2 separate regions of the Homo sapiens genome follow, and region 1 is linked to region 2. A link is an interaction called in ENCODE POLR2A ChIA-PET data of the cell type or tissue named here. Cell type or tissue: B cell. All regions are shown on one strand. Links, peaks and the distances in the headings refer to the core of each region. The heading gives the core; the rest is flanking DNA.

Region 1 (14,796 bases), core at 2,711-10,710, 130 kb before region 2:
GGCTAGAGACAGCATCCCGAGCTGGCAAGATGTCAGCAGGAAGATGCTCTGTCATCACTTGCTTTCTGGCCCAAACACATTTAGCAGCTCCCATGCCCAACTCAACCAGGTCCAAACTCCTGCCATCAGCATTTTAGGCACTCTGTAAAACAGATATGCCTGCTCTGACCCCTGACCCTAATTATAATGGCTGACATCCACCCAATGCTCATTCTGTATAAGCCAGGCACTGTGCTAGTTGTGTGAGGCATGCTATCTTGTATAAACCTCAGAACAGTCCTAAAAGGTAATACTAATATTAGTGTCATTTTACGGATGAGGAAATCAAAGCTTAGAGAGGTTACATCATCTGCCCAAAGTCCCAGCAGGAGAAGTCAGGGCTGGATTCAAACTCAGTGGGTCTGACCCCAGAGTGCATGTAACCACACCCAAATCCAATCTGCCCCCAGCATGCTAGTCTCTGGCCCCGTCCAGGGTGTGGGTCTCAGAAGAGTTCCTACTTCTTTTTTTTTTTTTCTTTTTGAGACAGGGTCTTGCTCTGTCACCCAGGCAGGCTGGAGTGCAGTGACAATCTCGACTCACTGCAACCCCCCTCCTTACTTCAGCCTATGCCATTTCCCCTCCCTGGGATGTTCGGTCCCTCTCCCCAGCACCCCAAACTCCACCTCTTCCTAAGTCACACCTGTCCATAGTTGATCTTCTGCTACTCCCCTGGCTGAGCTGCATGGTGTCCAGCCAAAGGGCTGTACCGTCAGAATTCAACCAGGGGCTACAAACTCAAATGCCTACAGGCACCAGGCAGGTAACAAACATGGGGTGCCGGGGGGTGGGAGACTCAGATGCCAAGCTGTACGTGCACAGCAACTGCTTGGTTATGCAGCCTCTTAAAACACAGTTCAGGCAAAACACAGTAGGCACCCCGTGTCCCTGGGCCACCTCCACACTGCCCGGTCTTGCCATCATTGCCAACTGCTCTTGCCAGGGCAGCATGAATGAATGTTCAGACACTACCCTGAAAAACAATGGTCATTCCCCTGCTTAAAGTGCCCGGGGCTTTTCCGCCACCCCAGGATGAAGGTCCAGCTCCTCTTCAGTATGGCTCTAGGAGTGCAGGCAAGGAGACCCTCAAGATTTGGATCTAACCTTTCTCCCCAACCCTCTGACTCAGATGCCACCCACTCCAGCACATGTATACCTTTCCTCCCCTATTCCTTTCTTCTGGGAGAATCTTTCACTTCCTGTTCATCTCCTTAGACACTCAGCACACTCAAGCTTAATCCGATCTCTAAAGCCAATCTGGATGCTACCCCAACCCCTCACCAAGAGGAAGCACGCCATCTCCTCCTGCCCCCATCTTCCACCTTCTTGGGAAGCCATGTCCACCTCCCCTAAACCCTTCTAGAGTTATACACCACAAAAGCAGCATGTTCTATACTCATCTCACTGCCAACCAGACCAAGCTGTAACTATACTTGACGCACTTCTTCTAACTTCCAGGGCAGCTGTTCTAAGTCCTAAATGTGCGGCCATTTTAGTAACTCGACTTAGTTTTTCAGTTGACAAGAAAGTGACGATTTAAGGAAAAAAGAAGACCAGCTATTAAATCACTTTTTTCTTTTTTTTTTTTTTAAACCACTACTTTTAAAAAAACTTCTAATGCTCACTTGAATCTTTATTACACATTTCAAAGTCAAAGCTAACAACAATAAAAAAAGGTTACAGCCCAAATCAAATCACTTTTAAAAAACAGTAGCGGTCTAAAGTTGCATAGGATGAAGATAAGAACGGAGAATGTAGAATGAGCACTCCATAGACTCATGTGAACCATAACAAAGAAGGAAAGAATCACCAGGAAAGAATGATGCAGGGTTTCCTGGGAGATGCGCCCACCTGCTCTGGCTTCAAATCTCCCTTTGCCTGGCCTGGCTTGACACCTCCACCCTCCAGCCCCAGCTTTGATCCCAAAGCCAAATGAAATCTGGTCTTTCTTTGGGCAAAGCATTTAGTGGCAAAGAGGAGACTGCCTGACCTGTTCTGATTCCCACTGGAAGCCACTGGAAGAGGAAGATAACCTCAAGGGCCATGGAGAGTTTGTTGTTGGTTTTGTACTCTTTTCCTTAATTTGAAGTAGTCTGCTCTGAACAGAAAACAAAGGGTGAATCGGTATGTTCTACGTCAGAGAGAGCAGGGGCAGCCTACTGACCAGATTTCACTATACATTGAAGACATATATGAATTGGTTGCCACTATTTACAAATCAAAAGACTTTTGATTAAAAATATAGGTTCTAATTTCTTTTGAAAAACTGGCAAATGTGCTAGCAATCAGCCTGTGATCCTACACGACAATGATTAGCCAGAATAAATCACAGTTGTCCCTTCAGAGAGTGCACACTGGCCCCAGTATGCCCCTGGTCCGGCAGGCCCCAGGGTGGCCCAGCTCTCAAATTTTTTGCTACAATCTTGTACCTCCTCTGAGCCAGAGCCTCATGACTGGGGTAGGGAAAGAACTGCACTTTTTACAAGGAGATAAATATCTCCAACAAAAAGCAAACAAGGCGTAAAGGGTACCCGGTACAAAAGGCAACACAAGCACCAATGGTCCCAATTTAGTTATCTGGCTCAGTCCAGGGACTTCTACCAGGCAAGTCCTGATAAGGGGTCACCTGCCACTGGGAGTCAACAACCTCAGAGGATCACTGCCCTCAGCAAGCCCACCTGGCCTTGAGAGTCTAACCTCATGCCCCGCTCCAAACTGCTCCTCTTCATCCTTCCTTTCCCAGGCCCAAATCTTGGCTCCTGAGAACTCCCATTTTCCGCCCAAATTTTCTTGTTCTAACCACCATGATGGAAAAAGTAGCCAAATGTCTCTATGCAGAGGAAGAATCAGGAAAAGGCGTGCATGGGGGAAAAGCCTAGTTTCCACAGATGGTGACACTGTAGCTGTCCTTTGTGGTCTGGTGTTCACTTGCCCTGTCTCGGAGCTTCTCTGGGATGATCCAACACAGCTTCACCATGAAACGCCATCAGTTGTGCTATTTTTACAATATGAAAGGGAGCTCTAGGTATGGAACTCCATTTAGAATAATTGCCTTGGAGGAAATAAAAGTTTAATTTAAAAAAAGGATAAAGATAGAAACCAACTTCCTTTTGGGAAACAAAGAAATTCAGCCTAAAATGCTACCTCTTCCACAGAGCTCTACCTCACGGAGGGGGGCATACTAGGTAAGAGACTGGTTCTGGAGTCACTAGACATGGGTTCAAAGGAAGTCAAAGTGTCTTTGTGACCTTGGATAAGTTTCAACCTCTGAGAGCCTCCGTTTCCTCTTCTTTGAGATGATATTGAAAGTAACGGCCCCCCAAATCTGCTGGGAGGGAGGACCAAATGATAGCAGCACAAAAGTGCTTTGGATACCGCCTGACACACGGCGAGGGCTCAACACCCACAGGCCATGATTATGACTGCACATACCCTGACCCAGGCACATCCTCTCCCCAGGCATACCTGACTGCGGGGAGAAGGGTGACAGTCAGAGGATGTCCGAACCAGAGGATTCACTCTAGCCAAGGGCAAGAATGGAGAGCCACCCAGGGCTCCTGGAGCAGGAAGGCGGCGTGGGGGCTGTCTCAAGATTGACGTCACTCCAGGTTTGTTCCTGGGCTACCTTGCTGTCATTTGAAACCTCCCCGCAGAGGGCACTGCAACCTGATGCCCCCAGCGGCACGCTGCTGTGAGCCATCCAAGCCCTCCCATATTGCCTCCCCGATGGGGAAGCTGAGAAGTTCACGGTTCTGGCTCATGAAGCGCTCTCAGAGGAAACGTGAACTCAGCCCTCCCCCAGGCGAGTGGGGAGGAGAGTGGCAGGTGCTTCAGCCTGCACCCAGCTGCCACGACTGCCATTTAGAGCGGCAGCGTCTTGTGTGCGGGAAAGGGGGACGGGAAGAGATGGCATCTCATGGCAGGGGGCCTGAGGCAACAGACAGGATCCCCCCCATGAAGATGTGGAGGGCTGAGGAAGTGAAAGCTCCAAGGCTCGGCTGCAAGGCTCTCGCCCAGCATGCTGGATGCTTACTCATTTTAATTGGCACCACTGCTGGTCTGGTGACACCCGACGCTCTGCCTTGGTGAGGCCCTGAAAAAGCCAGGGGAATGACTCCAGCGGAGCCAAATGCCCAAGCTCGGTGGGAGCCTGTGAAAATCTAATTGCTGCTTGGTCTCCAGCTGCTACACGGAGGCGTCCCAGCTTGGCAGGGGCCACCTGCTGTGCCAGGAGTGAGGCAAGAAGGATCTGAATCGTGGCCTGGGTTCAGGACCTCTGCTCATGGAGGATATTCCAAGGAAGCCCAGTTTCTGCCATGATAATAATGCCTATGACCGGCTGAGCACTGACCATGTGATCACACACATGCTCTCACTCAATCCCCCATGACGACTCTACTGGTAGATGCCATCATGGTCACATTCTACAGATGAGCAGGCTGAGGCTTAGAGCAGCTAAGCACTATACTCAGCTCAACCACTCCACTCACCATGGTATCACAAGTGACAAAAGCTGTGCAAGCCCCTTGGGCTTCTTCACTCTTTGGCAAGTATGCTGGGGCCATCTGGTCAGAGGCAGAGCCACGGCACAGACATCAGTGATGGAGCGCACACCTCGGGGTGTATTCTTCTCTGGTGCCAGCCGGCGAGGATCTCTCCCAACTCCTCCTGGCTACGGCGGCCCTGCGGCCAACAGCTCTGGCCCACCTTGACTGAGCCTGGTGCCAACTCGCCCTGGCTGCATGAAGACCCTGAAAAGGGGACCAGGGTGCCACATGGGGGCCCCTGCCAGGGGGCAGGGATCCTCCACATTGCTGAGGCTGCACTGTGTCCTAGGGAACTCCAGATGATGTGCCAGGCATCGGCGTGAAGGAGGGAGAGGTCAGCTCTCTGCGCTGTGACCTTGGGCCTTAGCTGCAGGACCTGTCACCTGAAAACCATAAACAACCCGGCACCAAAGCAGAGACGGAGCATCCTGCTCAGACCTCAGCCAGCCCCCGCGAGCCCAATCCTTCCTTCACTCAGAAAAGGCACATGGTCCAGCCCATCTTAGGCAGCAGCTGGCTTTAAAGGCAGGGAGAAGGCAGAGCTGAGTGTGACCAGAGTTACCCTGGGAAATTCCTTGGACTGCCCACTACATTCAGACTCGTCCTGATTCCCTGAATGTGGTGGGTGAGACCACCGCCTGTCACGCGGTGTGGACTGTGGTCTGTCTCTACACTGCTCTAACAGTGGCCCCGCTGACTGTTTTCAAGGTTATTCCTAGTTTCCAGGCTTTAAATACCTCTGCTCATACCTGCCTCCTTTATCAACCTGACACCATGCTGCCTGTGAGTCATTCATTAGCACTGCAGCAGCCGCACTTAGAGCCCAAAGATGTCTGAGTCTTGGATTAAATCCACAATTGCCCATATAAGGAGAAAAACCCAAACCCTCCAGTTTCCTGCAGGGATAAGGCCCTCACATAGGGTTAAAGGTCACAGGCAGCACAGCCAGATTCCTCAGTCCCTGCCTCTGAAGAATGGGTAGGAGTGTGATGGCCTGAACTGTGTCCCCCTCAAATTCATAGGCTGAAGTCCTAACCCCCAGTAGCTCAGAATGTGACTGTCTTTGGAGAAAGGGCCTTTAAAGGTGATTAAGGTAAAACAAGGTCATATGGATGAGCCCTAATCCAATAGGACTGGTGTCCTTATCTGAAGAGGACAGACACACAGACTCAGGGACAATCATGTGGGGACACAGCAAGAAGATAACCATTTGCGAGCCAAGGAAAGAGGCTTCGCAAGAAACCAAACCTGCTGACACCTTGGTCTTGGACTTCCAGCCTCCAGACCTGTGAGAAATTAGATTTCTGTCATTTAAGCCACCAGTCCATGGTGTTTTGTTAGGGGTGCCCAACCAGACATGGAGCGTGGAGGTACAGTGCTGAGAAGGCCTCAGCGGCTGCTGGGCCAAAACAAAGGCCAGGCTTGATGGTGACTCAGCCTTAGAAAGCTTGCTTCGTTCCCAGTAGCCCATGCTCATGTCGTTGCCAACTCCGCGGATGGCCTGCATCTGCATTCTGCCAACTCCTTAGTACTTCAAAGGTTTACAGCAACCAAAGACAAAGGTCAGTGATGGCAGCCACCAGGACACTCAGCTGTGCTGAGAGCAATGGGACTCAAAGCAATGGTGAGGAGAGGCGGCAGGAGGGAGGCTGCCCACCTCTAACTCGGGCCCTTACACTGCCACTCCCATGGGCTGCGAGGCCCCAGAAATCCAAGTACGTTGATTCTGACCACTATTTGTTGAGTACCTGCATATTGTGGGCACTGAGCTATGTGATACAAAGACAAATGGATGGGCCAGGCATGGTGGCTCATGCCTGTAATCCCAGCGCTTCAGGAGGCCAAGGCGGATAGATCACTCGAGGTCAGGAATTTGAGATCAGCCTGGCCAACATGGTGAAAGAATGTGACTGTGTTTGGAGAAAGGGCCTTTAAAGGTGACTAAGATAAAACAAGGTCATATGGATGAGCTCTAATCCAATAGGACTGGTGTCTTTATCAGAAGAGGACAGACACACAGACTCAGGGACAATCACGTGGGGACACAGCAAAAAGGTAACCATTTGGGAGCCAAGGAAAGAGGCTCTACTGAAAATACAAAAAATTAGCTGGGCGTGGTGACACATGCCTGTAGTCTCAGCTGCTGAGGTGGGAGGATCACTTGAACCTGGGAGGTGGAGGTTGCAGTGAACTGAGATGGTGCCACTGCACTCCAGCCTGGGTGACAGAGTGATACTCCACCTCAAAAAAAAAAAAAAAAAAAAAAAGATGAATGGATCTCAGGGCCTAGTAGGTGATCAGATGGTTAAATGTGTAATTACCCCACTATAATCTACTTGTAATAATGGAAGCCTAATCAAGATACCGAAGCAGAAAAGGGTAGTGAGTAATTAGCTCTGTCAGGAAGGGGAAGTTCAGTGAAGGCTTCAAAGAGATGGTGTTATCAGCAGGATTTTCAAGACAGAACTGGAGGCCACGAGCAAACAAGAGGCTGAGAAAGGGATTCTAGACTGACTTGCCAGCAAGGTGGAAAGGTTTAAGAATGCACAGGGGATTCACCGAACTAAATGCAGTATGATGCTGTGGACTGAGGCAGGAAATGGGACTGGTCAAGCAAGAAGGCACTAGAACACGCAAGGCTTCGTTGCCAGCTGAAGAGCTTGCCCTCCCCAACCCCCATAGAGGGATGGGAAAGTCCCAGGAAGCTTTAAAACAAGGCAACAACCAGGTTGGGCTTGTGTTTTAGATGGACTGCTCAGGGCCGGGTGTGGTGGCTCACGCCTATAATCCTAGCACTTTGGGAGGCCGAGGCAGGTGGATCACTTGAGGCCAACAGTTCGAGACCAGCCTGGCCAACATGGTAAAACCCCCGTCTCCACTAAAAATACAAAAAAATTAGCTGGGTGTAGTGGCTCACGCCTGTAATCCCAGCTACTTGGGAGGCTGAGGCAGGAGAATTGCTTGAACACGGGAGGCGGAGGTTGCAATGAGCCGAGATTGTGCCACTGCACTCTAGCCTGGGTAGCAGAACGAGACTGTCTCAAAAAAAAGGACTGAAGGACTGCTCCTCAGACAGCAGGGACAGGGGGACGCTGGGGTAGAAGGTCAAGGCCAAAATCCAAGCATGAAATATCAAAGGCCTACTATGCTAAGGCAGAGCAGGCCTCCTCTGAAAACTCTTGTTTACTTGCACAGGTCCTACCCTTCTTCCCAGCCAGGCTTGGTGAATTACACCCACAAGTCATTGAGGTTTTAAAAAATGACCCAGTAAGAAGCTGAGAGAAGAAACTAAGATACTAATGTGCTGTACAGGAAAAACAATGTCCCTGGACCCCAGCAGTTAGTTATACATTTCTTTATTCTTGAGAAACAAACCAAAGCAAGCCACTGACTTTGCCAAGATAAAAGCAGCCTTGCTAGTGGCCTAGCCAAGGGGAGTCTTATTGTGTCTCTGGCCTATTTCCTATTCATCAACATTCAAAGCCTGATCTTGACACAGGACTGGGTTGCTCTCTTGCCCCTTTCATCCCACAGGAAAGCTGGACACCCCACCATCAGGTCAGGCACGTTGGAGGGACTTAAAAGTGACACTCACGATGACAGCCAGGATTCCCATTTAGAATCTTAAGCCTGGCTATTTCCAGACACAAGCCACACCCTTAGTAGGCCAACCACCCTCCCTCACTAGGCAGCATTCCTCTCTAAAGCTGAAACTGAGCCACAATCACTTTCATCCCTTTCCCCAAAGCGCCTTCCACTGTGGTGTGGGAGGAAAGACAGGCTTTACTGCTTACTAGCTGTGTGACCTTGGACAAGTCACTTAACCTCTCTGAGCCTGTCTCCTCCTCTGTAAAATACAGATAATAATAACAACCCTATATTGAGGTTATATGAGGAGATAATATAAATGCTAAAGGTCTGTACTCACCTTTTATTTTTTTGAGACAGGGTCTTGCTCTGTTGCCCAGGCTGGAGTGCAGTGGTGCAGTCATAGCCCACTGCAACCTTCCTGGGCTCAAGCAATCCTCCCACCTCAGCCTCCTGAGTAGCTGGGACTACAGGCATGCACCACCATACCCAGCTAAGTTTTTAATTTTTTTGTACAGCCGAGGTCTCGCTATGTTGCCCAGGTTGGTCTTGAACTCAAAGTCACTGGGCTCAAGTGATCTTCCTGCCTTGGCCTCCCAAAGTGCTGTGATTAAAGGTGGGGGCCACCACGCCTGGCCTGTGCTCACATTTATTAAGGGTGATGAAGAAAAAAGGAGAGGGAGGAGCAGCTGAAGAAGTAAAAGAAGGAAGAGGAGAAGGGGAAGGAATTCTGGAGTCAGATGATGCTGGGTTCAAATCTCTGCTCAACCATTTCCTGGCTGTGTGACTTCAGACAAGTTACTTGACCTCTCTGACCCATAGTTTCCTCCTCTGTAAATAGGGATAATACTGCCTAGCCTTGCAAAGGGATTTCAGAAAGAAAACAGATAGTCTGAAATCAGAGCCACTGCTTTCTCATCCCTGAGTGGCACTTGGGGAAAAATCAAGTTTATGTTCGAATCCTTCTGGGCAATCCAGCTCTGCCACCCTAGATGAGGGTGAACACAGTGAAGCAAAGAGAGGCCTGTTTCTAGGCAGCCAGGGCTCCCCACCACACTCACATCCCTGGAAACACTGCTCTCCTTCATCAGTTCCCAGGGGAGGCCACCAAACTCCCTGCAACTCAACTGAATTCTCCCTGGACAAATGAGACGGGAGAGCCTGGCTCGTCTCTCCTTGGCCCCAAACATCTCTGCCCTGACTGGGGAGCACTGGGAGACGGTGGAACATCCATTTGCTAAGCAGACCCTAAAGCACTGCTTCCTGATGTCTTAGGACCCTCCAGAAAAGGCGAGTTATTTTAAGCCTCTCCTGAGCCCAAGGCCTGAGCAACTGAAACAAATGGCTTCGGGATGAGAACCAGAAAGGTTTTCAAGGCCTCTCATTCTGCCAGAAACACACTTAAAATTTAAAAAATTTAAAGCTCCTTGCCGCACTTGGGTTCACTTTGTGCTAGGCTTTGGTTCAGAGGAAGACAAAGCAAAACCCCAAGCCCTCAAATCAATGGATCATGACAAAACACTCGCCCTCTTCCCCGCTGTCCTGGGCAAGAAGGGACTGAGATGGAGCAAAGAGACGCGGGCAGTGCTGCTTTCCTGCCAACGGTTTCAGATGGGGACAGACGGAGGCTGGTGTTGAAATCTGTTTCTTTTTTTAACAAGGAATGGGGCAGGGAAGGCAGCCAAAGTAGGTTGGCCTGAGGTCCCCACCAAGCATCCACAGGCAGGCCAAGGTACCTCAGGTGCAAGGCAGGCAGTGGAGAAGGTAGCGAGGGCACCAAGAGGGGCAGCTAGGCCCCCAGAAACACTGCCAAGCTGGGGGTGTGGAAGGAGAAACACACAGCCTCCCAGGAGTAGTTTCTGTATCAGAACTTGGGGCTCAAATGTGGGGCCAGGCAACAAGTTACACACCCCTACTATCAGACCACAAAGCGCTTATCACCTCTCAGCCTCTGAAACAGAAAAGCTGGGGTCCCCCCAGCCCACCCCACCATCTTACTTTTGCTAGGTAGCTCTTCTTGGCCCAGGCCGTTGGAGGGAGCCAGTGGGGCACTGCCACCCTCATCCAAGGTCAGGATGAGCGGCACGTCGTCATCCAAACTCACAGCCATGTTCTCTTCTCCTGTGGCCCTCAGGATATGATATCCAGGGCTTGAAATAGTCTCTGGTTTGAGCTCCCTTTCAAAGCCACTGGGCCAGGGGTGCTGCTCAGAAACTCCTCCATTAGAGGCATCTTCTAGGGTTTGGGAATTAAAAAAATAAAAGATAATTATTAAAATACAGCCATGACTGATGAATCTATTCTGAAATTAGATAGTGGTGATGGTTGCACAACCTCGTGAATAAAAACCACTCAAGTATACTCTTTAAAATGGTGAACTAGGGCCAGGCGCGGTGGCTCACACCTATAATCCCAGCACTTTGGGAGGCCAAGGTGGGTGGGTCACTTGAGCCAGGAGTTCAAGACCAGCCTGGCCAACATAGCAAAACCCCATCTCTACTAAAAATACAGAAAATTAGCTGGGCTTGGTGGTAGGTGCCTGTAATCCCAGGTACTCGGGTAACTGAGGCATGAGAATTGCTTAAACCCAGGAGGTGGAAGCTGCAGTGAGCAGAGATCATGCCACTGCACTCCAGCTTAAGTGACAGAGACCTTGTCTCAAAATAAATAATAAAATGGTAAATTATATCTTAATTTAAAAAATAATAAAATGGTAAATTAAAACTCAATTTTTAAAAAAATTGGCCGGTGGGGTGGCTCACATCTGTAACCCCAGCATTTTGGAAGGCTGTGGTGGGAAGATCAATTAAGGCCAGGAATTTGAGATCAGCCTGGGCAATATAGCAAGACCTTGTCTCTATAAAAAATTAAAAAAAAAAAAAGCTGGTTGGGTAAGCATACACACAGAAAAAAATAAAATAAATATTTAACATACAAAAATAAATAAATAAATAAAATTAGCTGGGCAGGTGGCACACCTGTAGTCCCAGCTACTCAGAAGGCTCACTTGAGCCCAGGAGTTCAAGGCTACAGTGAGCTATGACTGCACCACTGCACTCTGGCTTGGGCAACAGAGTGAAATCCTGTCTCTTAAAAAATAAAAGAATTAGGCCGGGCACAGTGGCTGACACCTGTAATCCCAGCACTTTGGGAGGCCGAGGCGGGCGGATCCTGAGGTCAGGAGTTTGAGAGCAGCCTGGCCAACATGGTGAAAACCCATCTCTACCAAAAATTCAAAAAATTAGCTGGGCGGGGTGGCACGTGCCGGTAATCCCAGCTACTCAAGAAGCTGAGGCAGGAGAATCGCTTGAACCCGGAAGGCAGAGGTTGCAGTGAACCGAGATAGAGCCATCCAGCCTGGGTGACAGGGCGAGACTCTGTCTCAAAAAAATAAAATAAAGATAAATAAATAAATAAAAACAGAATAAAAGCATTATTACAGTATAATAGCATTAAAATACGGAGGGAGGGAACCCTGCAAGAACAAATACTGAAAAGTTAAGGGTAATTCTGTCTGGAGAGTGACATTAGGGCCAATATGTCCTACCTCCACTTCTCTTTACATTTATTTGTAAGTTTTGTAAAGACTTCAAAGAAAAAAATAGGCTGGGCACAGTGGCTCCCACCTGTAATCTCAGCGCTTTGGGAGGTCAAGGTGGGAGAACTGCTTGAGCCTAGCAGTTCAAGACCAGCCTGGGCAATGTAGCAAGACTCCATCTCTACAAAATAAAAAATTTTAAATTAGCTGGGTATGATGGCATATGCCTGTAGGCCTAGCTGCTTGGGAGGCTGAGGTGACGGAAACACTTGATCCCAGGAGTTGGAGGTTATAGTGAGCTATGATCACACCACTGCAGTCCAGCCTGGACAACAGAGTGAGACCCTGTCTCTAAAAAATAAAGTAAAATAAAAGGCTGGGCACGGTGGCTTACAACTGTAATCCCAGCACTTTGGGAGGCAGAGACGGGTGGATCACTTGAGCTCAGGAGTTCAAGACCAGCCTGGCCAAAATGAAGAAACCCCGCCTCTATTAAAGATACAAAAATTAGCTGGGTGTGGTGGCTTGCGCCTGTAATCCCAGCTACTCTGTAGGCTGAGGCAGGAGAATCACTTGAACCCAGGAGGCAGAGGTTGCAGTGAGCCGAGATGGTGCACTGCACTGCAGCCTGGGCGACAGAGCCAGATTCCACCTCAAATAAATAAATAAATTAATTTAATTAAATTAAATGACAAAAAAATACAACCATTAAAATAATAGTTAATATGCGGCCAGGCGCGGTGGCTCATGCCTGTAATCCCAGCACTTTGGGAGGCCGAGGCGGGCGGATCACGAGGTCAGGAGATCAAGACCATCCTGGCTAACATGGTGAAACCCCGTCTCTACTAAAAATACAAAAAATTAGCCGGGCGTGGTGGCAGACGCCTGTAGTCCCAGCTGCTCAGGAGGTTGAGGCAGGAGAAAGGCGTGAACCCGGGAGGCGGAGCTTGCAGTGAGCCGAGATTGCACCACTGCACTCCAGCCTGGGCGACAGAGCGAGACTCGTCTCAAAATAGTAATAATAATAATAGTTAATACTCAATGAGTGCGTACTATGTATGAGGGACCCTACTAGCACTTCATAAGTAAAAGTTAACTGAAAATTCTTAATAGCCCCATGAGATAGGCAGGCTTATTATCCCCCCATTACAGGATGGGTGTGGTGGGTATTTCAGGCACAGACAGATTACGTATCCTGCCCAAGGACCCACAGCTAAATAAAAGCCAAGCTTTCAGCTCTACGGTGTGACTCCAAACCTGTATTCCCAGCCATTACACTATAATTCCTCAAAGTCTGGGCCATGTATTTAGGCAGCACCTAGCTTCAATCATCAATATATACTTGCTCATATATACAGATTTAAAATACATCTTTCACTTCAGCTTTACCATGCAGCCTCTCAGAACAGTTAGAAACATACTTCCAAAATGTATGATTTTTATATCATTTTTATATAGGAGTTGTTCTCTTAGATTTAGGTGTCCGAGGAAGGGGAAAAGAGTATTTTTTTTTAACTGGTGAGTATTTTTTAATACAGTAAAAGTGCTCATCCTTAACTCCCAATTTAAAACACTCAGAGCAGCCGGGAGTGGTGGCTCATGCCTGTAATCCCAACATTTTGAGAGGCCGAGGCAGGTGGATCGCTTGAGGTCAGGAGTTTGAGACCAGCCTGGCCAACATGGCGAAACCTGGTCTCTACTAAAAATACAAAAATTAGCCAGGTGTGGTGGTGCATGCCTGTAATCCCAGCTACTGGGGAGCCTGAAGCAGGAGAATCACTTGAACCCAGGAGGCAGAGGTTGCAGTGAACTGAGATCACGCCACTACACTCCAGCCTGGGCGACAGAGCGAGACTCCATCTCAAAAAATAAATAAACTAAAAATTTAAAAATAACTAAATAAGTAAAACACTCCGAGCTAGCCTGTTACAGCTCCTATTTATGCACATTCCCGTTTCCGCTGAGAAGAACCAAAAAAAAAAAAAAAAAGACTCAGCAGATCTGACTGCAGACCTTTGAACTTGCAAACAGCAGCAGGTTCCTTCCTCAAGCTGTGGGCTCTGGGCTCAACCCACTTTGCCTCCCAACTGACCTAGTCAATGGCAGCTGAGCAACTGACTTCTTCCTCGAATCATTGGAACAACTCCAAGCAAATCCTTGTGCATCCACAGGGAACAGTACAACGTTTTGAAACAAGGCAGCGAAAGTAAACATCATTCTACTTGCTGCTAAGCCCGTAGCTCTCTGCCCAGCACACTTCCTGTGAGTTTTTTTTTCTTAAGTTTCCTCCAGATCTGGGGATTTATTTTGCTTTTAAATCTCAGCAGTGGAAAGGCAGAAGAGGAAATCCCAGATGAGACACTACTATTTGGCAGTCTTAAGAATTATGGTTGTATTGTCGTTTTGGTTTAACTTTTTACCACAGATATTTTCAAACATTCTCAAAAGTGCAGAGAATATATACGTGAACTTCCTTGTATCCATTACTCAGCTTTGACAATTATCTCCCATGTTTACTTTGAAGGCAGGAGAATTTATTAACTCACAGAGAAGAGGTTTCTTAATGTTACCATTATCATAATGGCTAGTGGTTTCTATGTTTTAACTCACGGCTGTCCAACCTTTTGGCTTCCCTGGGCCACGCTGGAAGAACTATCTTGGGCCACACATAAAATACACTACCATTAATGATGAGCTAAAAAAAAAGAGGCAGGGGGGTTGTTCATGCATAATTTTCATGATATCTGCCACCATAGATTAAAGTCCTCGCATTCAAATGCTTCAACACGGTTGTTTAACTGTTTAATATATGACTGCTTGCCTGCCTGTACTGCCTTTGCCCACTGGCTTTCAACTGGGGTGATTTTTGCCCCCATGGGGACATCGGCAATGTCTGGAGACATCTTGACTGTCACAACTTGGGAGTGGGGGGATTGCTGGTGGGTGGAGTCCAGGTATGCCACTGAACTTGCTTCAATGCACAGGTGAGACCTCCCGAAACAGAATTATGTGGCTCAAAATGTCAACTGAGCTGCTGTTGAAAAATCCTATCTTAGCTAATATCCCCACTTTAGGAATGAGGAA
Region 2 (14,796 bases), core at 4,179-12,178:
CCTCGGCCATTGTTCGAGAAGGCTATCTGCTGAAGCGCAAGGAGGAGCCTGCCGGCCTGGCCACGCGCTTTGCCTTCAAGAAGCGCTACGTCTGGCTCAGCGGGGAGACCCTCTCCTTCTCCAAGAGTCCTGAGTGGCAGGTGGGGTTCCAGTCCACTATGGAGGGCTTTCCAGGGGTGGCCTTTTTCAGTGTGCTGCCTCTTTGTACCCAGGGGGAAACTGAGGCCCACAGTGGGGCAAGGCCCCAAGATGCCATAGCAACTTAACAACGACAAACTCTCAGGACAGGCTCTGCTCACAAGTTCAGGCCAATGTGGGCACAGGACATGGACAGGCACCATCATGCATCCTTCAGAATGTGCACATGCGGTGGCGGGGATACGCCTCCCAGATGTGGATGCACACAGGACAGGGATGATGCTGAGCCTCTCTCCAATGCTCCCACCAGGATCTAGACACATGCTAGACAGACTCATAAAATTGAATGTGTTCACTAGGAACGTGTGCAGATGTTCAGGCACATCCATCCAAGCATTCATTCACTCGTTCATTCATTCAGCAAACATTTATTGAGTGCCTATTATGTGCCAGTGTCCTAGGCACTGGAGATACAGAAGTGAACAAGACAGGTGAAAATCCTGCCCTTGTGGGGCTGGCGTTCATGACTAGAATGCCCCGAGACACGTGCTGGAATCTCCCGAATGGGGAGCTGTGTGCACACCAGTAGATGATGACGGCTAACGCTGAGAAGGGAGCCCACGCTTCCTGTTTCTATTTTATCAGAAGAATGGAGATTCTAGGGGTCAGTTCTCTGGGTTCCAATTTTGGGTCCACCCAATGAGTGACCTTGGAAGCGTCATCTATCCTCTTGCACCTCAGTTTTCTCATCTGCAGGTTGGAGAGAATAACAGAACCAACCCCAGAAGTTTGTTGTGATAATTAAATAAGTTGATCAATGTAAAGTGCTTGGAATCGCGTCCCAAGTACCATAGAAGTGGTAGTTATTATTAACAAGGAAATGGATGCCCAGAGAAGTTGTCACTTAGAGAGGTGGCTGGGCACGGTGGCTCATGCCTGTAATCCCAGCACTTTGGGAGGCCGGGGTGGGCAGATCACTTGAGGCCAGGAGTTCGAGACCAGCCTGGCCAACATAGTGAAACCCCGTCTCTACTAAAAATACAAAAATTAGCCGGGAGCGGTGGTGCACGCCTGTAATCCCAGCTACTTGGGAGGCTGAGGCAGGAGAATCGCTTGAACCTGGGAGGCGGAGGTAGCAGTGAGGCCAGCTCGTGCAACTGCACTCCAGCCTGGGCGGCAGAGCGAGACTCTGTTAAAAAAATAAATAAATAAAAATTAAAAAAATAAAAGGGGATAGGGCAGGACTCATGGAACAGCTCACATGGATGGATGGACGAGCACACAGAGCACAGACTTACAGGGTTGAATGTCCCGCCGCTGGGAACTGACTCCACCTGCTGCACACAACCAGACGGAAGGTGTCCCCACCCCGGCCCTAGCCCCCAGCCCATCCTGCAGCGACAATCCTCTTCCCCAGATGTGTCACTCCATCCCCGTGTCTCACATCCGCGCCGTGGAGCGCGTAGACGAGGGCGCCTTCCAACTGCCCCACGTGATGCAGGTGGTGACGCAGGACGGCACGGGGGCGCTGCACACCACCTACCTCCAGTGCAAGGTGAGACCCCACCGCGATGGGGAGCGGGGGGCGTCCCTCTGTTCCCACCCGCCCCCTGATCGCCTCCCACCCGCTGCAGAATGTGAATGAGCTCAACCAGTGGCTCTCGGCCTTGCGCAAGGCCAGCGCCCCCAACCCGAACAAGCTGGCCGCCTGCCACCCCGGTGCCTTCCGCAGCGCGCGCTGGACCTGCTGCCTCCAGGCTGAGCGCTCAGGTGAGGGGGCAGGGCGGACTGCAGGCTCCGCCCTCCCCACCCGTCAATCAGCGGGTGTCCCACTTCCGCCTGGGCTGGCTGTGCAACCTTGGGCAAGTTACTCAACCTCTCTATGCCTCAGTCTCCTCAACTGTGAAATGAGGTTGATAACAGTGCCTATCTCGTGGAGTTGTGATAATTAAATGACTTGATTTACACAAAGAGCATAGGACGCTGCTTGGCGTATGCGACGTGTTATTTCTAAAGTACTCACTAGGTGCCAGCATCCAGTGGTACTCAAACATCATGAGCTTGTTCTCAAGAAAGATGAGTGCATAACCCAATAATTTTTTTTTTTTTTGAGACAGAGTCTCACTCTATTGCCCAGGCTGGAGTGCAGTGGCACAACCTCGGCTCACTGCAACCTCTGCCTCCCGGGTTCAAGCGATTCTCCTGCCTCAGCCTCCTGACTAGCTGGGTTTATAGGTGCGTACCACTGCACCCAGCTAATTTTTGTATTTTTAGTAGGGACGGGGTTTCCCCATGTTGGTCAGGCTGGTCTCGAACTCCTGACCTCAGGTGATAAGCCCTCCTCGGCCTCCCAAAGTGTTGGGATTACAGGCCTGAGCCACCGTGCCCGGCCTTTTGTTAATACAATGTTATACATTGTTATTAACAATGTATATACAATGTATAACAATGTATTACAATGTATAACATTGTAAATAATAACATTGTTATTATATAAAATAATATATAATATATATAAAATATATATAAAATAATATATAAAATAATGACATTGTTATTAACAATGTATATACAATATATAATGATGTATTACAATGTATAACAATGTAATACAATGTTATAAGTGCCAAGATGAGACGTTTGAGATTCCAGTGGATGCCTCTGACCCAGCCTCAGGATGGGGACTCAAGGAGGGCTTCCTGGAGGAGGTGCTGCTTAAATGTGACCTGAGTAGAGCAGAAGTTAAGCAGCGGCATTGGAGACAGAACTGGGAGATGGGGGTAAGGAAGTGTTGCAGGTGTCATGAGCAAAGGCCTAGAGGTTGGGACAAGGTAGGCTGACGGATGGAAAAGGGTCTGTGTGACTGGAGCCTAGAATGAGGGAGGAGTACCGGGAGAGGCGAGGCTACTGCTAGAGTCTGGGGAGCAGAAGTGGGGCTGGATGAGAGTGGAGGATGTAAGATTCAACGGAAGTAGTGGGTTTTTTTATTTTTGTTTTTGAGACAGAGTCTCTGTTGCCCAGGCTGGAGTGCAGTGGTGCAATCATGGCTCCCTGCAGCCTCAAACTCCTGGGCTCAAGCAGTCCTCTCACCTCAGCCTCCCAAGTAGCTGGGACCACAGACGTGCCACCATGTGAGGCTAATATTTTTGTGTGTGTGTGAGATGGAGTCTCACCCTTTTGCCCAGGCTAGAATGCACTGGTGCAATCTTAGCTCACTGCAATCTGTGCCTCCCAGGTTCAAGAGATTCTCCTGCCTCAGCCTCCCAAGTAGCTGAGATTACAGGCATGAGCCACCACGCCTGGCTAATTTTTGTATTTTTAGTAGAGATGGGATTTCACCACATTGGCCAGGCTGGTCTGAAACTCCTGACCTCAGGTGATCCACCCACCTTGGCCTCCCAAAGTTCTGGGATTACAGGCGTGAGCCACCGCTCCAGACCCAAGGGTAATTTTTAAATTATTTGTAGAGACAAGGTCTCACTATGTTGCCCAGGCTGGTCTTGAACTCTTGGGCTCGAGTGATCCTCCCATCTCAGCCTCCAAAAGTGCTGAGATTACAGGCATGAGCCACCGTGTGTGGCCTAGAAGTAGTAGGTTTGAGGAGGGATTTTACAGGAAGAAGGAGCACGGCTTGGCGAATGCCTGGCTGTGGAGGCTTCTGGAAGGGGAGAGGGAGTTACTGATGAATGAAGCTGTGTTCCCTCAGCCGCCGGCTGCAGCCGTACACACTCAGCTGTCACCCTGGGGGACTGGAGTGACCCACTGGATCCTGATGCTGAGGCCCAGACAGTGTATCGGCAGCTGCTCCTGGGGCGGGACCAGCTCAGGTGGGTGCCCCCACCCATCCCACTTCACCTCCTATGACCAGCCAGGCCAGCCCCCCACCGTGGCCTTGCTGTGTCCATTTATTCATTCTTCCCATGTGTGTTGGTGGATATTCCCCGGGGGCCTGGCCCAGGGTGGGGACTGGGTGTCTACACAGTCAGGGCTTGGGAAGCATCCTCAGTGGGAGGGGTCCCTTATGCAGAACTGGGTCTTGGGATCTTTTAATACCTGGAGCTCCAGAGACCCTGGCACAATTCACATAAAATCCTGGCCCCCTGCGCTTGCTAAATGACCTTGGATAGATCTCTTCCCCTTCCTGGCATGAGGATCACTATCACTGTTATTTGGTGACAGAGATTTGTCCCAACTCATTATAGAGTGGGTTCTGAAGCTGACCTGTCTGGGTTCAAATCGTGACCTGGCCACTTACTAGCTGTGTGATCTCTTTTTAAAAAAATTTATTTATTTATTTACTTAGACAGAGTCTGGCTCTGTTGCCCAGGCTGGAGTGCAGTGGCATGATCTTGGCTCACTGCAACCTCTGCCTCCTGGGTTCAAGCGATTCTCTTGCTTCAGCCTCCCACATAGCCAGGATTACAGGCACTTGCCACCACGCCTGACTAGTTTTTGTATTTTTAGTAGAGACGGGGTTTCACCATGTTGGCCAGGCTAGTCTCCAGTTCCTGACTTCAAGTGATCCACCTGTCTCGCCTTGCCCTCTCAAAGTGCAGGGATTACAGGCATGAGCCACTGCACCCAACCAGTGCATCTGGAAAAGGGGGATAATAATGGTGGCGACCTCGTGGGTTGTCCTGAGGATCAAATGAGCTAATACAGGTAGAGCACTTTGTAGGTGCCTGGCCAGATAGTTAGCTTTCAATAAGTGATAATGATGCTGCTGCTGATGCTGTGTGACCTTAAGCAAGTTACCTAACCTCTCTGTGTCTCAGTGATCATCTGTATAATGGAGCTAATAGTAAATACCTACCTCATATGAGTTTGTCATGATAATTAAATGAGTTAATACATGTAAAAGGTTTAGAATAGTATCTGGCACTCTAGAAATGTTTGCTGTGTAGATGATGATGATGATGATGGTAGATGGTGATGGTGATGGTTCAGGAAAACTAATTTCTCAGAGAATTTCTGGGGTAGGAAGCAGGAATGGGAATCAGGGACCAGACTTGTCTTTCTCCCTCTTACCTTCCAGGCTGAAATTACTGGAGGATTCTAACATGGATACAACTCTGGAGGCAGACACAGGTAAGGGCTCCTGTACCTCAGAAGGTAAAGGCTGGGTGCAGTGGCTCACACCTGTAATCCCAGCACTTTGGGAGGCCGAGGTGGGTGGATCACTTGAGGTCAGGAGTTCGAGATCAGCTTGGCCAACATGGTGAAACCCTGTCTCTACTAAAAATTTAAAAATTAGCCGGGCGTGGTGGTGCACACCTGTGATCCCAGCTACTGGGGAGGCTGAGGCATGAGAATTGCTTGAGCCCAGGAGGTGGAGGTTGCAATGAGCTGAGATCATGCTACTGCACTGCACCCTGGGCAACACAGCAAGACTCTGCCTCCACCCCCAAAAAAAGAAGCTAAGGGGTTAAGGAGGTCCCTTTTTCTTCGCAGGCACTTCCCCACTGTCTCCTGTGTCCTCCTGTTTCCAGTCCATTATCAGGCCACAGGGCTGTGTGTGGGGATTCTCAAGGATTTTAGGGTTCTCAGGGCACAAGGCACATCTTCAGCATGAGAAACCATTGGGTCCGGGTTACAGCAGCCTGCCCTGGACTGGCTGAGCCCCTGTGGCCTCTTGTCTCCCTCCTAGGGGCCTGTCCTGAGGTCCTGGCCCGGCAAAGAGCAGCAACTGCCCGCCTGCTGGAGGTGCTCGCAGACCTGGATCGTGCCCACGAGGAGTTCCAGCAGCAGGAGCGAGGGAAGGCGGCCCTGGGCCCCCTTGGCCCCTAAGGAAATGCCAGAGCTAGCCCGGAAGGAGGAGCAAGAGCCAGGGGGCCCTCTTCAGCGCATCCTGCCCCGGGAGTCTCCTGTCTCCTTGGACCTCTTTGATTCTGTGGTTTGGAGGCTCCCAGAGACGTGCCTAGTCCTGTGTGCCTTGAGTCCAGAACTCAGGGCATGGAAGCCCTTTGGCAGGGGCCAGCCTTGCACTGAGTGAAACTTGCCCTCTGGCTTGATTCAGACTGGAGTGGATAGGATAAGGAACCTGACTTATTTGACTGAGACTGGGGTCTCTACTTCACCAAACTGGCCTCTATCCATACCAAGGAGGCCAGCCTGGCCCTGAGCTGCTGGATACAGCTGGACCTGAATTCCTGATGCCCATGTGATGTTGTTGCCCCAGATGGGCACTAAATGGCCTCACTCCTTCCTGTTTTCATGTCTGCTAATCCCTATAACCTCACTGATTCTTCTGTACCCTGCCCTTGGCCTAGGACTCCAACCACAAGCTTCCAGAATCAGGTGCCCTCAGGAAGAACCAAGGCTGGGTGGGGGTCCAGTGTGCCAAACTCAGACCCTTGGAGCCTGGGAGACCTTGGGCCAGGCTGTTTATCTCTCTCTGGGTCTCAGATTACCCTGTATAAAAAGAGGAGGGAAAGTCTAGATGTGTGGTTTTCAAACTGGATTCCAATGAGGTAGTTCAAGAACAAGGGAGGAGTTTCTCTGACTGTGGGCCAAAGACCACCCGCTAGAATGTCTGCTAGAAATGCAGATTTCTGAGGCCCAGCCAGCTACTGACTCAGAATCTGAGGGTATATGAAGGCAAGAATCAGGGTTATTTAACAGATTCCGTAGGTCATTTGGATGAGTATCAGCTTTGAGGACCACAGGCCTGGGGAATGGGCAATTTTATTTTATTTTGTTTTTAGAGTTGGGGGTCTCACTCTGTTGCCCAGGCTGCAGTACAGTGGCATGATCATAGGTCAGTGCACCCTCAAACTTCTGGACTTCAGTGATCCTCCCACGTTAGCCTCCAGAGCAGCTGCGACTACAGGTGCAAGCCATCACGCCTGGCTAATTTTTAAATTTTTGTAGAGATGGGGGGTCTCACTATGTTGCCCAGGCTGGTCTCAAGCTCCTGGCGTCAAATGAGCCTCCCGCTTCGGCCTCCTTAGTTGCTGGGATTACAGGTGTGAGTCAGTGCCTGGCTTGCAATTTTATATGCCAGAGTTTGGGTTGAGGTTTTGTCTGAGAATGAACCACGGAGTACAAATGTTTGGGAACATGTGACTGGCAGAACTGGAAGGGCCTCCAAGGACTCGTTTCCGGTGTTGTGTCACTAGGGGGTGGGACAGAAACCAAAGCCTACCTGGCAGGGGATCAAGTGGACCAGGAAAGACACGGCGCTATCCCGAGGGTGGCCAGCAGGGGTTGCCCGAAGCCGCAGCATCCACCAGAACTACAGGGGCGTCCTGGCATGTTGCAGAGAGGCTGATTTAAGGCTGGGGTCCATCCCTGTTTTTCCCTAGTTAGAACCTGACCCTCCTCCCCAAGGACAGGGTCCTGACAAGCTCTGAGATCCTGATGAGCTGATCACAGTGTCTCCCAGCTCCTCCGTATTTCCCTCGAGGCTCCCAGCTCTGCACCTGAGTTCCTTGTTTCTTGTCATTGTGCCAGGGAGCAGATGTGTGCATTGCCTTGTGCTCTTGTGAAAGAGAAGGGCACTTTCACCTCTGCATTCTTGGAGACTAGGACTAGGAGGGTCTGCCACTGCTTCACCGCCCCCACCCCTTCCAGCCCGAGGCAAGGACCCTGAAGTCATTCTCTTGCAAGCCATCACTCCCCAACGGGGCTGACTGCAGCCCCCAGGAACAGAGCCACCCACCCCTCTCTTGGCAGGAAAAGACCAGGCGAGGAGGAGAAAGACCATTTATTTCTCCACCCACAGTGGGACTGGTAGGTTTTGAAAAGAGCAATCGCTGGCATCCCTTTAAATCTTGGCTGACTCCCACCGTGGCAGCCAATCAGCAGAGGCGGAGCTGGTGAGTTGCCTGGGCAACAGGCCCCTGGTTGGCCGAAGACAATTAGCCACCCCACTGCCCACTCCCAACGAAAGGGAAATTGACTCTCTGCTGTCCACTCTGCTTTAAAATACATCGGCCCAAACTAGGCCTCCTCCTTTCGCTCCTGAAGTCAGAAGCGCCAGCCTTTGGCTCTCAAAATTGGGAGCGATTTGGTGGAGAGGATGGGGTAGGGAGGATGGGAGAACAGCGCCTTTATCTGGGACAGACAGAAGGCCTGGAGATGGGAAGGGAGAAGGAGATCAGAGTCCAGAGAGATGAAGAGGCACAGACACAAAATCAGGACCCTCTAGTCCCCGCTCGTGCTGGCCATTCTTTTGTAGAACTGCTCAGTCATCTGGGGGCTTCCACCCCATGGGCCCACAATTGCCCAATCAGTGGGTGGCAGACATGGGTGATGACACGGAATGGGTGAGGCATCTGGGGTACACTGAGTTTCCCGAGTCCCTCTTTGCCCCCCGAGCCCTGGCAGGCCCCTAAGGGCTTGCCCCGCATCCTCCAGTTTGCAGACAAGGCTGTACAGATGCAACTGAGACACAGATGGGGATCCACATGGGGGGGTCATGGGGTCTTTCTGTCTCTTCTCTTCCAGCCTGGGGGCAAGTACAGGCACGTGGGTGTGCGTGCATGAGTTCAACAGGACATGTGTGTTTGTGTGTGAGGGGGCGGGTCTCTGTCTTTTTGGTAGGGAGGTTTCCAGTACTCTCTGCTTGGCCCTCTCAGGGAGCTATGATTCGGGGCCAGCCTGACATGCCATCTCTCTTCATCCCAGCTGCCACCAGGCAGGTCCCCTGAATGGCTGCGGCCCCTTCCGCAGGCTCCTCCCCAGCCCTGAACCTGGGCTACCAGGACACACCTGGCGAAGGAGGCATTTGCCGGACCAGGGGCAAAGCAGGAGGGAAGGTGGGCAGCCTTGGGCCTCAAGCCTTGGCTGCAGCCTCGGATACGCCCTGGGCTGTGAGCTCAGCCAGCACGTTGTCTAGGTAGCTAGCGTCCGGGTAGCCGTGGCCCGTGAGGTTGGATCCAAACTCGGTCTTGTGGTGGATCTCGTTCCACACCACGGTGTCCGACTCGCCCGTGGTGTTGGACGTGCCGATAGTGAAGATGAGTCTTCTCTCCCAGGCCGTGATGAGCAGCCGCAGCACCTGGGGGGACAGGGACACAGTGGGGCCGGGAGGAGGTCACAGGCAGCTTCCAGCCCACCAGCCTCAGCCTCCCTCCCTCCCCTGCCACATCATGGCTACCTTATGGCTTCGTCCATTAGCACCAACTACGTACTGCTGGCTTGGCCATTTCCTTTGCATTTGTATTTCCTGAACTTCCAGTAAAAGCTCTTTCCAAGTTACTTATGTTTGTTTTTTCTTTTCTTTTCTTTCCTTTTCTTTTTTTTCTTTTTCTTTTTTTTTTTTTTTTTTTTTTTGAGGCAGAGTCTTGCTGTGTTGCTCAGGCTGGAGTGCAGCAGTGCAACCAGAGCTCACTGCAGCCTCGAACTCCTGGGCTCCAACAATCGTCCCACATCAGCCTCTCCAAGTCTCACTATGTTGCCCAGATTGGTCTCAAACTCCTGGCCTCAAGTGATCCTCCCACCTCGGCCTCCCCAAGTGCAGGGATTACAGGTGTGCACCACTGCGCTTGGCCTGCCTGTTTTTTTTTTTGTGATGGAGTCTTGCTCTGTCACCCAGGCTGGAGTGCAGTGGGGTGATCTCGACTCAGTGCAACCTCTGCTTCCTGAGTTCAAGCAATTCTCCTGCCTCAGCCTCCCAGGTAGCTGGGACTACAGGCGCACTCCACCACTCCGGATAATTTTTGTATTTTTAGTAGAGACGGGGTTTCACCATGTTGTCCAGGCTGGTCTCAAACTCCTGATCTCGTGATCTGCCCGCCTTAGCCTCCCAAAGTGCTGGGATTAGAGGCATGAGCCACCACACCCGGCCCTGCCTGTTTTTTTCTGGGGTGAAGAAAGCATCTGGCAGCTCTCTGCTCTATTTAGTTTGGACTCCACACTATATTAAAGAGCCACTTGTAAATTAGTTACTAACATTCAAAAGCCTAGAGATTTCCCATGAAAATCTGGATTTCTTGGTGCTCTTGAAAAGCAGAAAGTCAAATCAGACAACCTGTAGGGTGGTGGTGACAGCTTGGACTGCCTGGGCTCAAATCCCAGCTCCGCCACTTAGTTTCTCTGTGACCACAGTCAAGTGACTTGCCCTTTCTGAAGCCTTGTGTCTTTGTCTATAAAATGGGGTCAGGATCTTGACCTCAGTGGCTCAGGAAACGAGATAAGATGTGTGAAGGAGGTGGCTGTGGTCGTTACTGTTCGGGTGCTGCTTTTGGGAGGAATGTGAGAGCAGGGATTGGGAATGATGGGGACCACAGGCCCAGGCCAGTGGTTGCTGGAGCCCCTGCCTGTGCCTATCTCCCATGCCCTCACGGCTGGGCACCCACCTTCCGGCCTTTCTCGTTGTTGGGTAGATAGCAGTGGCGAGGGAATCCTCTTGCGGTGAACTTCTTCCCGGGGTTGGGGTGCTCAGGGCCCTGCAGAGAGGGACAGTACAGGGATTTAGACCATGAACAGGTGGTGGCAGGGTGGAGAAGCATCTGGAGGAGTTGGAGGGGTGTGGGGGCTGGGGGCCAGAGAGGCGGAAGGGGAGCCCACCTGGATGCCTGTGGGGATGTCATAGACGATGCGGATGGTCTGGGTATCAGGGAAGCCGGGCAGCGAGTGGGGGATGAGGTGGAACTCCATCTTCCCAGGCGGCTGCGTACCCGTCTTCTCCCCGTAGATGGCCTTGCAGGTGGGGCACTGCAGGCTGCCATCCTGGGCAGGGGAGGCTGGCAGTGAGTTCCCAGCACCCCCCCAAACCCCACTCCGTTCCCTGCCCACTCCTCAGCCATTGTCCCGCCCAACCCACCTTGTTGCCATTGGAGTACATGGCCACGAGGCACAGCAGGTGGTACATGTGGCCACAGCGGCCCAGGCGGCCCACGAGCTCAGGCCGCACGCCCTTGTGCCGAAGCACGCCCTCGTAGCCTGATGCTGTGACCAGTCGCTCCATGCAGATGGTGCAGTCCTGCAGGTGGCAGCAGGGGAGACTGAGGACTGGGGAGGGCAGGGCACCTACTGGGTCAGCACTGCCCCTTGGTGGGTCACCATAGGCAGCAGACCACACTCTCTCTGGTACCCATTTGGCAAAGGGAGACAGGACACACCCTCTGCCCCATACATTGTTTTATTTTCTTTTCTTCTTCTTCGTTATTTTATTTATTTTATTTATTTATTTTTATTAAGAGACAGGCTCTGTTGCCCAGGCTGAAGTGCAGCAGTGCAATCATAGCTCACTGCAGAGTCAAACTCCTGGGCTCAAGAGATCCTCCTGCCTCAGCCTCCTACGTAGCTGGAACTACAGGGATGAGCCACTGCACCCAGCCCCTTCCCATATATTGAATTCTGATATATCACAGAGGAAGATGGCTCCCCTCACCACCCCCCAGGTGAATTAAGGGCTTAACTATCAAAAGCAAAACTTAAAAACATTTAGTGGAAAATATGGGTGAAAATGACACAAAAACTCAATCATCAAAAGATGGATAAATGTGAGTCTATTAAACGTAAGTATTTCTATTCATCAAAAAACCTCATAAAGTGAAGAAAGGAACAAACTAGAAGAGCTCTGTATCACCCAGAACCCAGGAGGAGGGGTGAGGGTTCCTGCCCCCTCCATGCCAGGGCCCTCCCCCAGCCCCCCCATCCCCTCCTCACCTCATCAGGTGGGTTTTTCACCTTCTGCATGTATCTTCGAACCACATCCTCGGGATTCTTACCTGCAGGGACACAGCGGGGTGGGTTTGAGGGTACCCAGAGTCTGTCCCCGAAGGCTTGGCTCAGAACTGGGTCAGGGGTCAGAGGGCAGGGGTCAGGCTGGCAAGGGTTGGCCGGGGTCAGGCTGGCAAGGGTTGGCCAGGGTCAGAGGTCAGGGGTTGCTGGAGGTTAGCTGTAACAGGAGCTGGTGAAAGATGGGGCCAGGGCAAGGGGAGCTGAGATCAGGCAATGGAGGTGAGGTAGTAAATGCTAAGAATAAGTTGGAGACCAGGGGTCACAGAGTTGTGGTCAAGGCTTAGTGGGGTTCATCTCGTGTGAGGCAGGGCGTGGAGGGCGTACTCTTTTTAAGGTGCTTCTTCTTGGTCTTGCGGCACACCCCGGGCACGCCAGGCACGGGCTTCACGTCGCTCTTGCTCACGGGCGGCGGGTGCAGGATGGGCTTGGGGGCCCGCGTCAGGCACACGGGCAGCCCGGCCGCGCACAGCAGTATCCCGGTCATCCCTGGGGGTTAGGGGGCGCAGTCACAGGGCGGGGCGCCATCCCCGCCCAAACCCCCGACCACTGGCCCTGGGAATCCCGGGGCCCTCGGGTGGGTGGGAGGGTTGCGCTCTTGGGCCCCACCCACTCAGCCCCTTGAAGGCCCCTGAAGGGCCTTTCTGCGGGCCACGCCCGCCCTGTGTCCTGGGCCCAGTGGAAGGGGGCGTTTCCTCCGGGCCACGCTCACCAGCCCATCTCGGGGGCGGGGTCACCGGGTGACAGGCGGAGCTGCCTCCTAGTGGGCCCCGCCCTTCTTTCCCGCCCTGGGCCAGACCTCACCTGCCAGGGCCGGATGGACCGGCCCAGTACCATTCAAGTTCTTCACCGGGAGTGCGGGGACCCTGCGGGGAGAAGAGAAGAGGCCGCAGCTGGACTCCAGCCCCCGAAGCGACGTCAGGGGACCTGGCTTGCCTTCTGTCTCTGGCTCCTGGGCCACACACCCTGGCCTCTTTGTACCTCTCTGCCAACTGCAGTTACCTCCAGGAAACTCTCTTTCTACTCTGACATCCTATTATGGGGCGGGGGTGGCCAGGACCTCCGCCCAGGTTCCAATGGGATGCACCCTTAGACTTTAGTGCAGACACCTCCTTACCCTACAGCCGGCTCCTCCCTCGAGAGGGCGCTTTGGCTCTGAGGGCTCCTTTCGTTGGCCGCTGTGCCTGAAACCCAACTACTAGTGGTGTAGCTATTTTAACATCTCTCAAAGCTTGTTAGATGTAGCATTATTAATTTCCATAAAACGTTCCAGGAAAGAAGGATTCAGGAATCAAGTAAGTTAGGAACACGTCACTGTCTCCCTCTCTGAAATTCACAACATATCTGAGCATATTAAAGGCTCTGACAAGCCCTGCGTAAGAACATATCATTAACAATGATAAGTCCAGGTTTTCAAAAGCATTTGGTGATGAATTTTTTTTCTCTTCTGGAATATTTACTGATGTCAGTTTCTGTGACAAGGTACTATCCTCTCTTCAAATGAAGAGCCCCTAGGAAAAGGTATCCTGACTCTCCTCTTCCTCTGGCCCTCAAAAGAGCTTTGGCTTTTGGAGTCAGCCAGAGCTGCTTTCATATCTCAGTTCAACCACTAATGAGCTGGGCGACACACAGCACATCATCTCATCTCTTGTAAGGGGTGGTCTGTAAAATGGGGACAATATGGTACCTTTTTTTTTTTTTAATCTGCTGTGAGGATTCCGTGAAATTATATGTGTCAAGGGCCAAGCACAGTTCCTGGTACCTAACAGCTACTAAAAGCACAGCCATCGGTATCATCACTGTCAGCTGTGCAATCCTGGCCGAGTAATTTCACCTCTTTGCTTCCCAGGCACTAAGTCCTGGTGTAACTTCTCTCCATCTTAGAGAGGAAACCACAAAACTGCTGCAGTGACAACCTTGAACAAGTCACTTAACTTCTTGATCCTCAGTTACCTTATCTGTAAAACAGGCATATTAACACCTCACTTATAGTCGTTGGGAGGACTGAAGGAGAGCTTGCGGTGATGTGTACAGTGTGTCTGCCTGAGTCCTCCTGACTTCAGCACCTGTTTATGCAGGGGAACTGGTGTCTTGCTGTTGATGGGCATGGAACCCAGGCTGGATACGTTCTGATGAAGAGGGGTGTTCTGAAATCCAGGGGTCAGCCTGAAGGCCTTGGGGGATGTGCCAGGAGAGGGGGCAGGAAGGGCTGGGAGCAGTGACAGCTGGAGAAGGAGCTGCAGCAGCCCCCTTGGCTCTGGCCGTGCCTGTTCAGGTCACAGCCTGTCTAATGCTGTCTGGTCACCTGTCCTTGGCAGGCACAGTTGGCACCAGAAAGCATCTTCAAGCAAATGGTGCCCTTGGCAGGCTTGGGTACTGCTGCAGTGGGTGCAGACACACAGACATACACACCCAGGGCACACACCATCCACACAGATCCACAGATCCAAATATACACACATGCATGGAGAAGACCACACAGACTTATCATACTCCCCGGGACACATTACACACACATGTTTAAGTACACAGACACACAAACACACACAACCCAGGGAGTACATCACAGATACATGCACACACAGACACACAGATACCAGGGAGCCTCCCTCCCCATCCGTCTACTTGGGGAACATACCGCACACACTAGGGAATGCACACCATGAACATATACATGGATACACACAGGCACACTTCAGGGCACGCCCCCCACAAACATACATGGATTAAGATACACACACACTCACATATTCCAGGGAATGCCTCCCCACACCTACATACAGAGACTTGTGCACACACGGGGACACACACATACACACAGAAGCACACACAGCTCTCCCCTGGGAGGATACTCCATTGGACAAGAGTCGGTGGCTCATGTAGACCAGTACCGCACCTGCTACTGCCGCCCCTCTCCCCAGCTGCACAGAGCTGGGTAAGGTGGGCAGCAAACCCAGAGGAGCATGCGCT

Evidence for each region. ChIA-PET counts read pairs that join two places held together with the same protein. Peaks named below come from ENCODE experiments on the same cell type or tissue, not always from the same donor. Only the 100,000 strongest peaks of a DNase experiment are listed, where the experiment ranks them.
Region 1: POLR2A ChIA-PET joins it to region 2 with 11 read pairs; 3 of 35 experiments call an interaction of 5 or more read pairs at or near these places.

The regions. Positions count from the first base shown.
Region 1 is chr12:113,222,341-113,237,136 of GRCh38, reverse strand. TPCN1 (two pore segment channel 1) reads right to left here. Exons shown (of 28, transcript NM_017901.6): 2 at 10,173-10,409. The coding sequence starts at 10,284. Among named protein-coding and RNA genes, the nearest start is that of TPCN1, 8.3 kb to the right of the region's middle. RefSeq lists a cis regulatory region at 3,753, enhancers at 3,669-3,838, 3,761-3,900, 3,921-4,030, 5,099-5,649, 6,766-6,815 and 3 more and a silencer at 13,679-13,973. In B cell, for the core only: CTCF peaks have their summits at 3,536 and 3,738 (motif pointing right); DNase peaks (open chromatin) are centred at 3,756, 7,126 and 7,758; H3K4me3 peaks cover 997 bases; H3K27ac peaks cover 6,134 bases.
Region 2 is chr12:113,091,058-113,105,853 of GRCh38, reverse strand. DTX1 (deltex E3 ubiquitin ligase 1) reads right to left here. Exons shown (of 10, transcript NM_004416.3): 4 at 12,631-12,692; 5 at 12,154-12,315; 6 at 11,755-11,816; 7 at 10,907-11,065; 8 at 10,651-10,812; 9 at 10,440-10,529; 10 at 7,829-9,139. The coding sequence ends at 8,915. It overlaps RASAL1 (RAS protein activator like 1), which reads left to right. Exons shown (of 21, transcript NM_001301202.2): 16 at 1-140; 17 at 1,556-1,693; 18 at 1,773-1,908; 19 at 3,845-3,965; 20 at 5,174-5,226; 21 at 5,786-6,576. The coding sequence ends at 5,925. Among named protein-coding and RNA genes, the nearest start is that of RASAL1, 37 kb to the left of the region's middle. RefSeq lists enhancers at 7,345-7,604, 7,821-8,362 and a silencer at 12,437-12,486. In B cell, for the core only: a CTCF peak has its summit at 7,350 (motif pointing right); a DNase peak (open chromatin) is centred at 7,333; H3K27ac peaks cover 1,427 bases.